Linked DNA regions of Homo sapiens: region 2 is linked to region 1. A link is an interaction called in ENCODE POLR2A ChIA-PET data of the cell type or tissue named here. Cell type or tissue: Caco-2. All regions are shown on one strand. Each heading gives the region's core, and the rest is flanking DNA. Links, peaks and the distances in the headings are about the cores only.

What was found. Peaks named below come from ENCODE experiments on the same cell type or tissue, not always from the same donor. Only the 100,000 strongest peaks of a DNase experiment are listed, where the experiment ranks them.
Region 2: POLR2A ChIA-PET joins it to region 1 with 12 read pairs; 7 of 35 experiments call an interaction of 5 or more read pairs at or near these places.

The regions. Positions count from the first base shown.
Region 1 is chr22:24,580,139-24,588,255 of GRCh38, reverse strand. LRRC75B (leucine rich repeat containing 75B) reads left to right here. Exons shown (of 4, transcript NM_207644.3): 3 at 1-42; 4 at 1,845-2,621. The coding sequence ends at 2,370. It overlaps LOC124905091 (a long non-coding RNA gene), which reads left to right and starts at 7,050. Exons shown (of 2, transcript XR_007068024.1): 1 at 7,050-8,052. It also overlaps a transcript of GGT1 not described here. RefSeq lists enhancers at 2,791-3,291, 3,292-3,792. In Caco-2, for the core only: no CTCF peak of the experiment used is centred there; no DNase peak of the experiment used is centred there.
Region 2 is chr22:24,529,605-24,537,721 of GRCh38, reverse strand. No RefSeq gene overlaps it. Among named protein-coding and RNA genes, the nearest start is that of GUCD1, 21 kb to the left of the region's middle. In Caco-2, for the core only: no CTCF peak of the experiment used is centred there; a DNase peak (open chromatin) is centred at 4,005.

The DNA of each region.
Region 1 (8,117 bases), core at 2,200-4,699:
GCAGCAAGGGTCCAGCCTGCGCCAGAGGAAGACCCAGAGCTGGTAAGGGTAGCCCAGCCACTGCCCCTCCTCACTGCTGCTCCAAGGTCCCTTCTCAGGTTGACACCTGCACTCTCACCAAGAGGCTGGTGCTGAAATCCCACCTGGTGAGGCCCTCACCTGGTCCGCATGAGGGCCCTACCCTGGAAGTCAGCCTGGCCCGTGGTAGCAGATGCTCCCCAAGCCAAGCTGCACCCTCTGAGTGACCCGTTTGGCATTTCCCACAGGACGGTCCTGCCTCCTGCCATTCATACATCCCTCAATCCCTGGTCTGTTACACGGCCTGGACACCCCACCCCTCCACCCAACAGCCAAGGTGACCTCAGTAGGCATCTTCAGCTGAGACTTCCCAACAGGTTGCGGGGGAGGCAGATTCTGGATCGCGATTCTCATTTTAGAGGGAAGGAAACAGGTTCGGAGAAGTGGCTTGCCTAAGGCCACACTCTACCCTGATTTTCCTGTACCTTGTTGGGAATTCTTTGCCACTGCCAGGCTGCCTAAAACTGAGGCTTCCGTGGCTGCCCAATAGCTCCCTCTGCCATGGGTCCCTCTCAGACACTCCATCCTGGAGTGACTCCATCCATGGAGCCTCACACACAGGCTCAGTCCAGAGCTGGCCACAGGCACCCAGGCCCAGAGGCCTGAACTGCTGCCGGGAGCTTACCCTAGCAGGCCTCCCCTGTCTGCCCTCCACCCCTGTCCCACCTTGGGCCTAATAGGCCACGCTGAGCTTGGACCCCACAAGGTTGTTCCCTGCCATGGCTGGTGGGGGTCCTGAGGGTGTGCTCACTGCTGTCAGTCCCCCAAAAGGCCTGTCTGCCTAGTGGGCTCTGTTCAGATAACTGGGGAGAGACCTAGAGGGTTGGTGGGGGCGGGGGTCCTTCTCAGTCTCTGAACTTCCCTTCTAACTGAGAAAACACGGGGAGCCCTCCCTCATGGCCGGCCCCCAGCCTGCACACCCAGGACCTCCCCTTTCACTACTGTGGGCCTGTCCCTCTCTATCCCCGGTGCCCTGTACAGCCTAATAGCCGTCCCTTTGTAGGAGAATTTCTCCCTACCCTAAAAGAATCGACATCAGAAGGGGCACAGGGAAAAAAACATGTGGGCTCAAGAGTCAGAGCATCTCAGTTTGAGGACCTGGTTCCCCGCTTAGTGGTGTGTGGCCATGGAAGAGTTACTTCACCTATCTGAAAAATAAGTGAGATGTCAATAAAACAGGTGTGGGATGCTGGGCACACAGTGAGATTTCAAATAATAGTTCATGAAGAAAGAGCCTTACTGTGTGTGCATTTAATCCTCACAACAACCACGTCCCATTTTCACCAAAGGGGAAACTGAGCCTCTGAGCATTGCCCATGGCCACCCACTTAGAAAGTGACAGTTTGGGCCCGGGCGCAGTGGCTCACGCCTGTAATCCCAGCACTTTGGGAGGCTGAGGCGGTCAGATCACCTGAGGTCAGGAGTTCGAGACCAGCCTGACAAAGATGGAGAAACCCCGCCTCTACTAAAAATACAAAATTAGCCAGGCGTGGTGGCACATGCCTTTAATCCCAGCTACTTGGGAGGCTGAAGCAGGAGAATCGCTTGAATCCGGGAGGCAGAGGTTGCCGTAAGCCGAGATTGTGCCACTGCACTCCAGCCTGGACAAAAAGAGCGAAACTTTGTCTCAAAAAATACGAAAGACACAGTTTGAATCTGGCTTTGCCAGACTGTAGGCCTGGGCTGTTCCCGACAGGTCACTGTCTGTGGTCAGTGGGGGGACTGCCTGGTTGCCTAGTCCATCCCCACCTGCCACTCTCCCATAGCCTCAAGAGCAGCCTCCAGAAGACTCTGCTGGCAGGGGAGACTGTGGACCTCTCAGGCATCCCGCTGTCGACACAGGACGTGCAACACATCACACGCTACCTGAGCAGCCATGGTGCTGTGCTGGCGGTGCTGGACCTGAGCTTCACGGGGCTGAGTGATGAGCTGCTGCACCTCCTGCTGCCCAGCCTGTGGGCGCTGCCCCGCCTCACCCAGCTCCTGCTCAACGGCAACCGACTGACGCGGGCCACTGCCCGCAAGCTCACTGATGCCATCAAGGACACCACCAAGTTCCCTGCTTTGGCTTGGGTGGACCTGGGCAACAACGTGGATGTGGCTTCCCTGCCCCAGCCCCTGCTGGTCGGCCTGCGCCGGCGGCTGAGCCAGCGCACCTCACTCCCCACCATCTACGAGGGCCTGGACCTTGAGCCTGAGGGCAGTGCGGCCGGGGCCACCACCCCTGCCTCCACCTGGGACTCCACAGCTGCTGGGCTGGGACCCGAGCCCCAGGCCTGCTGTGCCAGGTGACCCACCACCCACCTGGCTCATTGCTACTGACTTGTGATGCTCTCAAGCACATGATAGTGGGCGATGAAGGTCAAGGAGGACTCACAGGCCCCCAGAAATCCAGTGTAAATGCTCAGCCTGAGATTAAGGGGACAGAAGAATGGACTCATAGGTGGCCAGGTGGCCAGCCCTGGCTAGAGGCTCAGCCTTCCCTCAGTGGGAGGGGCCCCAGCACCCACAGTGTGGACCCCGCAATAAAGAGTGACACCCGCCTCTGCTTTTCTGCATCACCAACCTCAGGGTCACTGAGCAACAGCCCTGCTGCTGGGGTGGGGAGAAAGGGTGGCTGTGTCTATCCAAAAGGGTGGGACAAAGGTCACACTGACCTTCCCCCAGGTGCTCTTTGGGCAAGTCCCCCATGGAGTCTAAGATGTGGGGGTCCTGGGTCCATCCCTGTGGGCTGGAGAGTTAGAGGAGGCCTCCAGGGAGCGGGCCCTCACATCTGGGCAGGGCTTGGGCTCCTTGAGAAGGGGAGCTGCGAAGGAGCGGGTCGGGAGCCCCAGGAGGAGCAAAGCTCTACATGGAGCCCCACAGCAAGCTCACGTCTGAGCCCAGGCTGCCAGCCTCACCACCACAGCCCTCTGGGCAGGGGACAAGGCTGCACAGACCAGAGGCAGGGGCCACAGCCGACTAAGTGAGAGGACTTGGTGCCTGCCTCCCACAGGGTACAGTGCTGCTTGCCACCCTCAGGACCCAGCCCCAGGCCTCTTGTACTTGGCGAGGGGCAGCTCTGTGGGGTTAGGAGACAGCAAGCCAGAGACAAAGTGCTTGTGTGTTCCCTCCAGGCCCTGGGGGTCCCCGTGTGGGAGTCCCCGTGTGGGAGAGCATGCAGCGGGTGGAGGTGCGCATCACCAGCAGCAGGGGGCCTTGGGGGCAGAGTAGTCCTAGGGCTGCCCTTGGCAGGGGGAAGTGTCTCCCTTCCTCCCCAAGCACCATCAGGGTGGGCTCCCAGCCAGAAGCCTAATGCCACAGTCACCCTCAGCCCTGTGTGGGGAGTTACAGTTCAGCCCAACCAGAAGACAGGCAGGGCAGGCGGGAAAGGAATTTAGAGATGTCCGGGGGGATACTGAGGCCCAGAGTGGGGAAGTCATGTGCTAAGCCAGGAGGTAAGGTCTGGGGGCAGTGGGGCCCTGCTAGATGAGGAAAGACTCAGCAGCAGAGGGGGGCTCCAAGGCTAAGGAGGAGGCAGGGGTCCTCCTGGGCCTACACACCCCAGCCACCAGCTCTGACTTTCCCTCACAGCCATGGCCCACAGGGACTGTAAGCGGCGCATCCATCCCCTGTGGTGCATGGATTCCAGCACATTCCCAGTCTGGCTGGATGCATAACAGCTTCTCAGGGCAAAAGGAGATGGCCAAGGAGGGTGAGGACAGGATGGTGTTGGGTCCCAGGACTGGGATGGAGGCAGTGAGGAAAAGGATTTTCCTCAGACCCCACTGATCTCACTGCTTTAGGCGGACTTCTTACCCAAAGGCTTTGGAGAGATTGGAGATCTCACAGTTCAGGCCCGCTCTGCTCCTGACTTGCTGTGGGACCTGGCCAGGCCTTTCCCTTTTTGGGATCTCTGCTCCCTCCCCTCTGTTAAATAGGACTTTCAGCTCTCAGCACTCCATCCTGGGGTCCAGCTCCCTCCCAGCTCTCCTTGTTTTAGGGACTGGCCCTGCCCAGCAGCTCAGAAGCCATAGAAGTGTTTCCCTATGCCCCTACTCTGGAACAGGGTGTTCAGGCTCCCCAGAGTGAGGCAAAATGGGGTAGATGGTGGGAGGGGCCAGCAGAGAGGATTATGAGAAAGTGAAAGCTTAAACCAACATACATTTATTCTGTGAGCAATCTATTATTTAAATCAAAACGGTATGAGAGCCGGCCCTGGGCCAGGCAAGCTGATAAACCTGTCACATAAGCAGGCCTCTGAGCTCTCCCTGAAACTCCTGTTGGAGAAATGCCAAGCTCTCCAGTCCCTTGCGCCCTGCTGACTCCCTGCCCACCACTGGCCCTAAGCCAGCCCACAAACTCTCAATTGTCACTGAGAGATTCCTACCAGGATGGTGTGCGAGGACCCGAGCTGGTGTTCCAGGCAATCTCTGGGAGAATCCAGGCGGCAGCAGATAGTTTCAGTCTCTCTGCCTCTTGGACAGAAGCACACGATGCAGTAGCGGAGCCAGAGCCTGAAACGGATCAAGCGGAGAAGGTTGGCCTCATTGCCATGCAGGTGTTTAGAGCCTTCACGACCACCAGCAAGGCTGTCGAGGGCAGGGCCACCGAGCTCCACAAGTGGCAGCTTGTGGCTCATGCAGCCTGGTGAGGCAGAGAGCACTGGCCAGGACAGCTCCAGCCCAAGCTCTAAACGGAGGAGGAAGCAGGTGGGCCGTACTCAGGCCGGTCCTCACTCAGGCCTAGTCTAGGAGGCAGACAGGCCTGGCCTTGGTCCCAGCCTGTCACTTGCTGGCGATGTGGTCCTCTCAGAGCCTGTTCCCTCATCTTGGGAATGAGGTACACCAAGCCTCCCATTATCCCACTGGAGTGAGAGTGAGGATGACGTAAGTTTTGGAAAGTGTCTACCGCATTGAGGGGAGGAGGGCAGGCACTCTTCAATGTCAGCAGGGCCTCCACCCAGGGCTGTCTGGGTGGCAATGGCAGGAACTCAAACCTTTGGGGCTAGGCCAGAGATGAAGCCATTTTTTTATTCAACAAGCACTTCCATAGCCTCCCTTGGGCCAGGTACTGTTCTGATGGCCTTATACTCCTTTACTTCTCTTCTCATTTGAAGGAGGTAGGTGCTCTGTTTTCCAGGTGAGTCGACTGAGGCAGAAAGAGGTTAAGGGGACTTGTTGGCCAGGCGGCGTGGCTCATGCCTGTAGTCCCAGCACTTTGGGAGGCCGAGGCGGGTGGAGGTCAGAAGTTCAAGACCAGGCTGGCCAACATGGCAAAACCCCATCTCTACTAAAAAAAAAAAAAAAAAATTAGTCAGGCGTGGTGGTGGGTGCCTGTAATCCCAGCTACTTGGGAGGCTGAGGCAGGAGAATTGCTTGAACCTGGTGGGCAGAGGTTGCAGTGAGCCGAGATTGTGCCATTGCACTCCAGCCTGGGTGACGGAGCGAGACTGTCTCAAAAAAACAAAAAATAAAGAAAGGGGATTACTTGTCCAAGTTCAAAGAGCCAGGAACTGGAGGAGCCAGAGTGTAAGCCCGGGTGGCCTGGTGCCAGTCTGTGACGTTAACGCCTGCATGCTGCTCCCTCTCCTACAGCCATCCCAGGGACTATCACTGGGGCTGCTCGGCCCCAGGATTCACCTAAATGAGCAAGCCCCTTCCAAAGGGGCCATTTGAAGCAGGAGAACCATCATGGTCCTCCTGTGGGGAACAGACCTCAAGCCTCGTTGTCCCTGGAGCAAAGCCAGTAAGGACCTCCCTGGACCTCAGTTTCCTGATCTGCAGCTACATGGTGGAAGCAGCCATGATGATCTGGGCTTTGCCCTCCCGCAGGATTGTAAAAGACTAGCAAAGAGTGGGTTTGGAAGTACTTCCCAGACTGAGCAAAACCCAGGCGGCCCAGGCTCAGGGGTGCAGCATCCACACCCAGCTCTTAGAATCTGCCTTCAGCTCCCTGGGCCTATAGCTCCTCATGCCTTAGCCTGCCTTGCAGGGATGCTGAGAACATCTTGCAGGGATGCTGAGAACATCAAAAGGAAACACGTAGAAAAGATGATGTGCTCCACAGGCCCAACATGACCAAGACTCGGGAACTTCTTTTCTGTCCTAAAAGGGAGGATATTTGAGCCCAAATAAGGTGCTTTAGGACATGAGCCCACAGGAGAGATCAGCCTCTGCTGACGGTCTTCATCTCGAGAATCCAGAGTCTTGGGCAACTGATCCTAGCTGCTGCTATCAACCCAGCATGGAGGTTTTTCTCTGGGACCTGGAAGGAAAGGAAAATGCACTTGTTCCACTTAGAGCTAGTTGCCAATCACCCATGAAATCTAGTATTTTCTTTTCCAACTATGCACAACTTTTTTTTTTTTTTTTTTTTTTTTTGAGACAGAGTCTCACTCTGTCACCCAGGCTGGAGTGCAGTGGCATGATCTTGGCTCACTGCAACCTCTGCCCCACCAGGTTCAAGGCATTCTCCTGCCTCAGGATCCCGAGTAGCTGGGACTACAGGAGACTGCTATCATGCCTGGCTAATTTTTGTATTTTTAGTAGAGACAGGGTTTCACCATATTAGCCAGGCCGGTCTTGAACTCCTGACCTTGTGATCTGCCCGCCTTGGCTTCCCAAAGTGCTGGGATTACAGGCATGAGCCATTGCGCTCGGCTTGTTTTTTAAAAATATTTTATTTTTTAAAATAACCCTTCATTGAGGTATAATTGAAACACAAAAAGTAGACATTCCGAGCACTACACAAGATTAAAATGTGCAATATGATACATTTTGCACATGTATACATCTATGAAGCCACTATCACAATCAAGATAGTAAATGTACCTGTCACCCCGAAAGTTTTGTCATGCCTCTTGGTAATCCCTCCCTCCCGCCTCTCCATGCCCACTGACATCCAAAAGCAACCATTGATTTGCTTTGTTTTTTACAGTTTGCATTTGTGAGATTTGGGGATATATGGAATCATATAGGATATACTTTTTTTTTTTTTTTTTTAGGTGAAGTCTCACTTTGTCACCCATACTGGAGTGCAGTCTCAGCTCACTGCAACCTCCCCCTCCCAGATTCAAGCAGTTATCCTGCCTCAGCCTCCCAGGTATCTGGGACTACAGGAGCATGCCACCATGCCCAGCTAATTTTTGTATTTTTAGTAGAGATGGGGTTTCACCATGTTGGCCAGGTTGGTCTTGAACTCCTGATCTCAAGTGATCTGCCTGCCTCAGCCTCCCAAAGTGCTGGGATTACAGGCATGAGCCACCACACCCAGCCGGATGTACTCTCTTCTATATGGCTTTTCACTTAGCACAATTATTTAGAGACTCACTCACGTGTACCAGTAGTTCCTTTTTATTGCCGAGTATTGCACTGGACGGTGTGCCACAATTTATCCATTCATCTGTTGATGGATGTTTGAGTTGTTTCCAGTTTTTGGCTATTACAAATAAAGCTGCTATGAAAATTCATGTATAAGTTTTTGCATGGACATATATTTCCTTTTCTCTTGGGTAAATACCTAGGAATGGAATGTGGGGATCATAAGGTAGATGTATTTTTAATGTCTTAAGAAACTGTCAAACTGTTTTCCAAAGTGGTGGTGCAGTTTTACATCCCCATCAGCAGTGTTTGGGAGTTCTTGTTGCTTTACATATTCAACAGCACATAGCATGGTGAGTTTTTTAAACATTAGCCATTCTTCTGGGTGTGTAGCAATATCTCTCTGGCTTTAACTTGGGCATTTCCCTAATGACTAATGATGTTGAACATGTTTTAATGTGCATGTTTGCCATCTGTATCTTCTCAAGTCTGTTCAAATTTTTTCCCCATGTCTTATTATTGAGCTTTGCAAATTCTTTATTTTTTGAGACAGAGTTTTGCTCTTGTTGCCCAGGCTGGAGTGCAATGGCACGATCTCGGCTCACCGCAACCTCCGCCTCCTGGGTTCAAGCGATTCTCCTGCCTCAGCCTTCCTGAGTAGCTGGGGTTACAGGTATGTGCCACCACACTGGGCTAATTTTGTATTTTTACTAGAAACGGGGTTTCTCCATGTTGCTG
Region 2 (8,117 bases), core at 2,818-5,317, 51 kb after region 1:
ATACCTGAATTTGTGTTAGGAACTGGTGCTTCTCCTTCCAGCCCTGAAGTGCCAAAGGGGGTTCTCTCAGTCAATGCCAGTGGGATAAGCTCCCCTGCCATTTACCCGCCATGGGTGAGTCAGGGTTTAACTCAGTCCCTCTGCCCTCTGATGTCCAAAACTTTCACCATACAGATGATGTCCTCTTGGATGGCAAGTCAACAGTCCCAGTGTTGGAGATCCTGATCATAGTGTTACCACATCTCCACCAGCAGCAGGGACTGACAATCCCTGACAAAATTCCATTTCTTGGAATACAACTGCTGATTCACAAGTTTTTGTTTTTTTGTTTTTGAGATGCAGTCTCACTCTGTCGCCTAGGCTGGAGTGCAGTGGTGCAATCTCAGCTCACTGCAACCTCTGCCTCCCAGGTTCAAGTGATTCTTCTGCCTCAGCCTCCCAAGTAGTTGGGATTACAGGCACACGCCACCATACCCAGCTAACTTTTGTATTTTGAGTAGAGACGGAGTTTTACCATGTTGGCCAGGCAGGTCTTGAACTCCTGGCCTCAAGCGATCCGCCAGCCTTGGCCTCCCAAAGTGCTGGGATTACATGTGTGAGCCACTGCACTCGGCCAATTCGCAATGTTTAATCCTTCCAGGAGTCAAGGAAAAGCTGCTGGTAGTCCTTCCACCACCACCAAAAAAAGAAGGCCCTGCACCTTCTCAGACTCCTTGGGTATTGCAGACAGCATATGCCTCACTTTGGGCATCCTACTTGGTCCTTTACATCTGCTAACTTGCCAACCAGCACCCTTTAGAGCAGGGCCCAGGCCAGAAAGCTGTATTGGAAGCTGTCCAGCAAGCCCACTCTACCTGTGGGTCCTCACAACCCAATGATCCCTTTGAGCTATATAAGTCTCTGTGACTAATTTTGCTAATTGGAACATTTGGCAAAGGGAAGCAGACTGTACCCAGAGGTGCCCCTGTTTTGGACTTACTGCCTGTCTCCCTGACACAGTGGCCAGGTACTTCTCTTTTGAAAAGCTTACTATCTGGCTTCTTACAACAGAATACCTGACCCACAAAAGGATGGCTTTTATGGAATGTACGTGTACTTAAGATGGAAATGGTATATTTAAGAACACAGCTAGTCTAGCCCTGCTGACATCTCAGTTTTACATGAAAAAACTGGCAGCTAACCCTTTGGGGGACACTTATATCCCCCACTCCACCAAAGCAAAGTCACTGGGTCAACAGGAACCTAAGTTCACAGAGGTTCTCCTAAATGCCAGGGCCTGGTTCACTGATGGTCTGATGAAGTGGAAGCCTCATGGTGTCCACAGGGCTGCTGTGGCTGTTCACCCTCAGAAACAGCTGCGCAGAACAGAAAATTGATGAGTAACTCTGCTCAGTAGGCCCTGAGCCAATACTCCTCTTGGTAACCCTTGTTATATTTTTACTGACTCTTGGGGTGTTGCCAATGGCCTAGGTGTTCGGTCTGACACTTAGAAAACCTCAACTGGCAGATTAAAGACACCCATCTTTGGGGTCATGAACTATGGAAATAAGTTTTGGCTGTGATTGCTCTGTCTGGGTCACACATGTAGATGTCCATGGTTGAAGCCTGTTCTCTGATTAGACCAACGGAAATAAGGCTGTTGAGGGAGCCTGCACTAGCCATATTGCTACTGGGATCCATCATTATGCCGGACATGGCAACACATCCACCACCATGGACTGGGCACAATGGAAAATACTATTTGTGTATGTGTGTGGGGGGGTTTTGCTTGTTTTTTTGAGATGGAGTTTCACTCTGTCGCCCAGGCTGGAGTGCAGTGGCACCATCTCGGCTCACCACAACCTCCGCCTCCCAGGTTCAAATGATTCTCCTGCCTCAGCCTCCCAAGTAGCTGGGATTACAGGCACGCACAACCATGCCTAGTTAATTTTTGTATTTTTAGTAGAGACAGCGTTTCACCATGTTGGCCAGGCTGGTCTCGAACTCCTGACCTCAAGTGATCCACCCACCTTGGCTTTCCAAAATGCTGGGATTACAGGCATGAGCCACCGCACCCAGCTGGAAAGGACTATTTCTGATGCAGACGCTACCACCACATACCAGGCTGTGATTCCTACCAAAGGTTGGCCCATTTCTCTTGCATAGGAGGAGGTCATCTTGCACAGGGCGTGGCCTCAGCCTACTCATGGCAGATCAACTCCATTAGACCTTTGACCTCTTGGGGCTATTGGTGGTGCCTTACCACTGTTGACACTTTTTCAGGTTATTGGATTGTTGCAGTCCTATCAACCAGCTCTGGGCATACCACTGCAACCCCTGAAACTAATCTGTGTCATGTTTTGGCTCTCTGGACCATCTGCAGTGTGACAATGGTGCACCTTTTATCATAAAAGCCACTCAACAATAGTGGTATTCAAAAGATCTTCCACACTCCTGCCATCATGAGATTCTGGCATTGTTGAGTATTGGAATGGCTTCCTCAAAAACTGGGCCGGGTGCGGTGGCTCATGCCTGTAATCTCAGCACTTTGGGAGGCCGAGGCAGGCAGATCACCTGAGGTTGGGAGTTCGAGACCAGCCTGAGCAACGTGGAGAAACCCCATCTCTACTAAAAATACAAACATTAGCTGGGCATGGTGGCGGGTGCCTGTAATCCCAGCTACTCTGAAGGCTGAGGCAGGAGAATCGCTTGAACATGGGAGGCGGAGGTTGCAGTGACCCGAGATCACGCCACTGCACTCCAGCCTGGGTGACAGAGCAAGAGTCCGTCTCAAAAAAAAAAAAAAAAAAAAATCAACTCAAGGTCTCTGACTCTACTTTTCTCCCTCCTTCCTGGTCCACACACTTTCATAAAGCATTTTGTTTTGTTTTTGTTTTTCAAGACAGAGTCTCGCTCTGTCGCCCAGGCTGGAGTGCAGTGGTGCGATCTTGGCTCTGCCTCTCGAGTTCAAGCCATTCTCCTGCCTCAGCCTCCCAAGTAGCTTGGATTACAGGCACACGCCACCATGTCCAGCTAATTTTTGTATTTTTAGTAGAGACAGGGTTTCCCCATGTTGGCCATGCTAGTCTTGAACTCCAGACCTCAAGAGATCCACCCGCCTCAGCCTCCCAAAGTGCTGGGATTAAAGATGTGAGCTACTGCACCCCACTTTTTCTTTTTCTAAGTAGAGATGGGGTCTTGCCATGTTGACCAAGTTGGTCTCGAACTCCTGGCCTCAAGCAGTCCTCCCATCTCAGCCTCCCAAAGTGCTGGGATTTCAGGTATGAGCCAATGCGCCTGGCCCTATTAAAACATTTTGGTCACCAAATGCAGCTGTCTTTAAAAAGGCTACTTCCTAGCAAGGTGTGTCTGAATGAAGAGGTGTAGGAAGGTTATAAAGAAATATTTTTAAAATTTGGGATTCTGATCAGACTCTTCCTGGGCGTGTTGCTTGCTTGCTTTCCCCTGGCAGCAATCCCAGGCCAGCCTGGTGGGCACACCTCCTAGATGGCAGTCCAACTGTAAGGGGGTCTAGGGGCTCAAACCTGATTGTGTTTCAGCCACCTGGATTCTCTTGTTGGACTGACATGGTCTTAGAGCATAAGAATAATGACCACTTGGGCAAGTACGCTGCTCGCTGAGACCCCTTAGGGTGGCACATACAGGACAAAGTGGGGAACATAATGGGTCCCCACGCATTTTGTAAACATGCCCTTGTTCCTCTTGGACCTGACTCTTCGAATCAAAAAGTCTAGGTGCACAAAGGGGATAACTGGAAAAGGAGGTGGCTGGTACTGGTCAGTCCAGTCACCTCTTTTTCCTTAAAGAAGTGACTATAGGTATTGAAATGAGACACCGATTTGGGAGGGGGAGCAGCAATTCTGGCACCTAGACAGAAAATACTTTGGATTCCAGGAGATAAAGAGGGGGAGGCATTTATGATCTTTGTCCTTCATAATTGCCCCTGAAGACTTCCTTATGAACATAAAAAAGATCTGTGCAGCTCTCCCAAGCTTTTGCAAGCACCTCAAATTTAACTGACTGCAAAGCTGGGCATAGCGGCTCCTGCCTGTAATCCCAGCTACTTGGGAAGTTGCAGGGGAGGATCGCTTGAGGCAAGGAATTCAAGGCTGCAGGGAGCTGTGATGGCACCACTGCACTCCAGCCTGGGCAAGACTGAGAACCTGTCTCAAATAAAACAAATTTAACGACTGTGGGTTCTGCCTTGCCCCAACAACAGATGGCTTTGGCCACCATTTGGTTTGCTCACCATTCCCATTAACCTTACCAGAAGTCCACTGGAAAGAGCAGGGGATGTCCCTGGCTCCTGCACCTTCCATGAAAATCACCTGTGATACCATCAGTTGTCGTTCCCATCCCTATTCCCATAGACTCCACTCAGCCATTCTGTGGAGAGAACGAGTGCCACCTTGCTAGTGGTATGGACAAATGGGATAGATTGGACTAACTGCCCTCAGGCTGTCCTTCCAAATACAAGGACTAGACTGAATTATTCAAACTGGGAAGCTACTTGGGAGGCTGAGGCAGGAGAATCACTTGAACCTAGCAGGGAGAGTGCAGTGAGCTGAGATCGCGCCACCGCATTCCAGCCTGGGTGACAAGAGCGAAACTTCAGCTCAAAAAAAAAAAAAAAAAAAAGAAAGTAAACTGGGAACCTGAAGCCCCACCAGGTGGCCAGGACCTGTGCTCCAACAAATATAGGTCCCACTTGGGGGACCTCCAACAATTATAAATATTTTCTAGGGGTAACGATATGTGCCCTTGTGACTGTACTTGTGTGGAGGCTAAACATTAACTCATCATCCTCCCCAAAATAGTGTCTTGCCCCTTCAGGGTGGTCAAGAGACCTTCAAGTGTTTAAGCAAATACCACCAATAGATTATGTAGCCCACAGACAACTGTGGAGATTTTTTTTTTTTTTTTTTTTGAGATGGAGTCTTGCTCTGTCATGCAGGCTGGAGTGCAGTGGCGTGATCTCGGCTTACTGCAACCTCTGCTTCCCAGGTTCAAGCGATTCTCCTGCCTCAGCCTCCCAAGGAGCTGGGATTACAGGCGCCTGCCACTACGCCCAGCTAATTTTTTTGTACTTTTGGTAGAGACAGGGTTTCACCATGTTGGCCAGGCTGGTCTTGAACTCCTGACCTCAGGTGATCCACCTGCCTTGGCCTCCCAAAGTGCTAGGATTGCAGGCGTGAGCCATCGCACCCAGCTGACAACTGTGAAGATCTTTCTAAAGTGAGGCTGCCCTTGTTTACTCAGGGGAACTTCTTGGACTGATAATTGACTCATTCCTTATGTGCACTTATTATCCCTATGATGGGAGTCCTCTGATTAGGAAAGGTGATGCAACATTTGTCTCTAACTTTAGTTGGGTGATCAGTGGTACCACCTTGCCCCTGGAAGGCATTCAGGTCAGCGGCAACTCACTGGCCAGGGTGGAGGTTGTATGGATGACAGAGTTGCCCTAGGCTTCCTCCCTGTGAACCACCAGTGGAGATTATGCAATATCTAATATATCCTGCTGTACCTGGATTAATGACTTGGGCTGAGTGGAAAGGTCAATATTTGAGAAAGTCACCTGGCTTTCTTAGGTAGACCTTGATGGTTTATAGGATTTGTTCAACCTGTTGAGTTGAAAACCCTGGGGTCAGCCGGGCGCAGTGGCTCATGCCTGTAATCCCAGCACTTTGGGAGGCCGAGGTGGGTGGATCACGAGGTCAGGAGATCAAGACCATCCTGGCTAACATGGTGAAACCCCATCTCTACTAAAAATACAAAAACAAAATTAGCCGGGTGTGGTGGTGGGTGTCTGTAGTCCCAGCTACTCAGGAGGCTGAGGCAGGAGAATGGTATGAACCCGGGAGGCGGAGCTTGCAGTGAGCCGAAATCGCACCACTGCACTCCAGCCTGGGCGACAGAGTGAGACTCCGTCTCAAAAAAAGAAATAAAGGAAAAAAAGAAAACCCTGGGGTCAGGATTGGGGTTAATATTGCAGGTTGGACTCATTCTGTTGAAATGCTGTTCATTAAATTAAATTCTGTGAGACAAGCTGAACTGATTTGCTCTATGCCTATTGTCAGATTAATCAGTGACTGATAAAATGGCATACCCATAAGAAAATTGCCAGAAGCCAAGACAATGTGGAAATGAGGGGTGGATATTATTGGGAGATAATTGTCCACAGGTCTCTCACATTTCTGTATGTGTCTTGTCAGCTAAAACTATGAAGGCCTTTGTTCTAGACTATCTTTTCAAAGAAGCTGGCATAGCCTTGGAAGATAGACACAGGTGCTTTGCATCTACAGAGCAAAGGACAGGTGTTCTTGTGACCTTGGTGGAGATAATGCCTCCTGTTAGTGCAAAGGGAAGGCATACCAACCATCCAATATAAAAGACGCAAATTCTGTTAGCTCTCTTCCCTCCTCCTTTCCTCAATAAAACCCACTGCATGTGCAGGATTCACTTGGTCCTCTTTGTGTTGCCCTAAGGGAACTGGGCTTGGGAAATGGCTGTAAGAAAATGCTGGTACTCTGGCTACTGCTATTGCTGTAATAAACTGTCCTTTGTGTCTGACCCAAGAGTGTCTTGTCTGGTTGGGTGCAGTGACTCACGCCTGTAATCCTAGCACTTTGGGAGGCCAAGGTGGGTGGATCACCTGAGGACAGGAGTTTGAGACCAGCTTGGCCAACATGGTGAAATCCTGTCTCTACTAAAAATACAAAAATTAGCCGGGTGTGGTGGCAGGAGCCTGTAATTCCAGCTACTCAGGAGGCTGAAGCAGGAGAATCATTTGAACCCAGGAGGCAGAGGTTGCAGTGAGCTGAGATTGCACCACTGCACTTCAGCCTGGGCAACAGAGCGAGGCTCCATCTCAAAAAAAAAAAAGTACATCTTCTATGAGCATCTGTGAAACTACTGCAGTAGGCTAACCTAGCTTGCAAATAGAGTAAAATCTCTGACTATTCAGTTTTTGATCTGATGTTTGTGCTTTTTAATATTTCTTCATGACTCAATCTTGGTAGGTTTTGTTTTTAGGACTTTGCCTATTCATTCATTCACTCATTCATTCATTTATTTATTTTCGAGACAGAATCTCACTCTGTGTCGCCCAAGCTGGAGTGCAGTGGCACAATCTTGGCTCACTGCAACGTCTGTTTCTCGGGTTCAAGTGATTCTCGTGCCTCAGCCTCCCAAGTAGCTGGGAGTACAGGCGCACGCCACCACACCCAGCTAATTTTTGTATTTTTAGTGAGACAGGGTTTCACCATGTTGGCCAGGTTGGTCTTGAACTCCTGACCTCAAGTGATCCACCGGTCTCGGCCTCCCAAAGTGCTGGGATTACAGATTTGAGCCACCATGCCCAGCTGGAATTTGCCCATTTAATCTAGGCTATCCAGTTTGTTTCCATACAACTGTCTGTAGTACTTTATAACCCTTTTTACTTCTGTAGAATTGGTAGTAGTGTCCCGATTTTCATTTCTCCTTTTAGTAATTTGACTCTTTTTCTTACTCAATCTAGCTAAAGGTTGTCAATTTTGTTGATCTTTTTGACGAAGCAACTTTTGATTTTGTTGACTTTCTCTTTTTTTCTTTTTCTATTCTCTAGCTCTGTTATCTTCCTTCTAGCTCTGTTCTTATTGGCTTCCTTCTGTTAGCTCTTTCATTTGCTCTTTTTTTGTGCCTTAATGTGTAAATAATGTGTACAGTTCAGTTGGTTTTGTTTGTTTGTTTTTTTTTTTTTAGAGACAGGATCTTGCTCTGTTGCTCAAGCTAGAGTGCAGTGGTGCCATCATAGCTCACTTAGCTCACTGCAGCCTCAAACTCCTGGGCTCAAGCAATCCTCTCACCTCAGCCTCTGGAATAGCTGGGACTATAGGTGTGCACCACCATCCCTGGCTAATTTTTAAATTTTTTGTAGAGGGGCCAGGCAATTCTCCCACCTCAGCCTCCTAAAGTGCTGGAATTATGGGTGGGAACCACCATGCCTAGACTCTTCTTTTTAAATGTAAGCATTTATAGCTATAAATTTCTTTCAGTACTGCTTTTGCTGTATCCCACAGGTTTCGGTGTGTTTTTGTTTCATGTGTCTCAAGATATCTAACTTCCCTTATGATTTC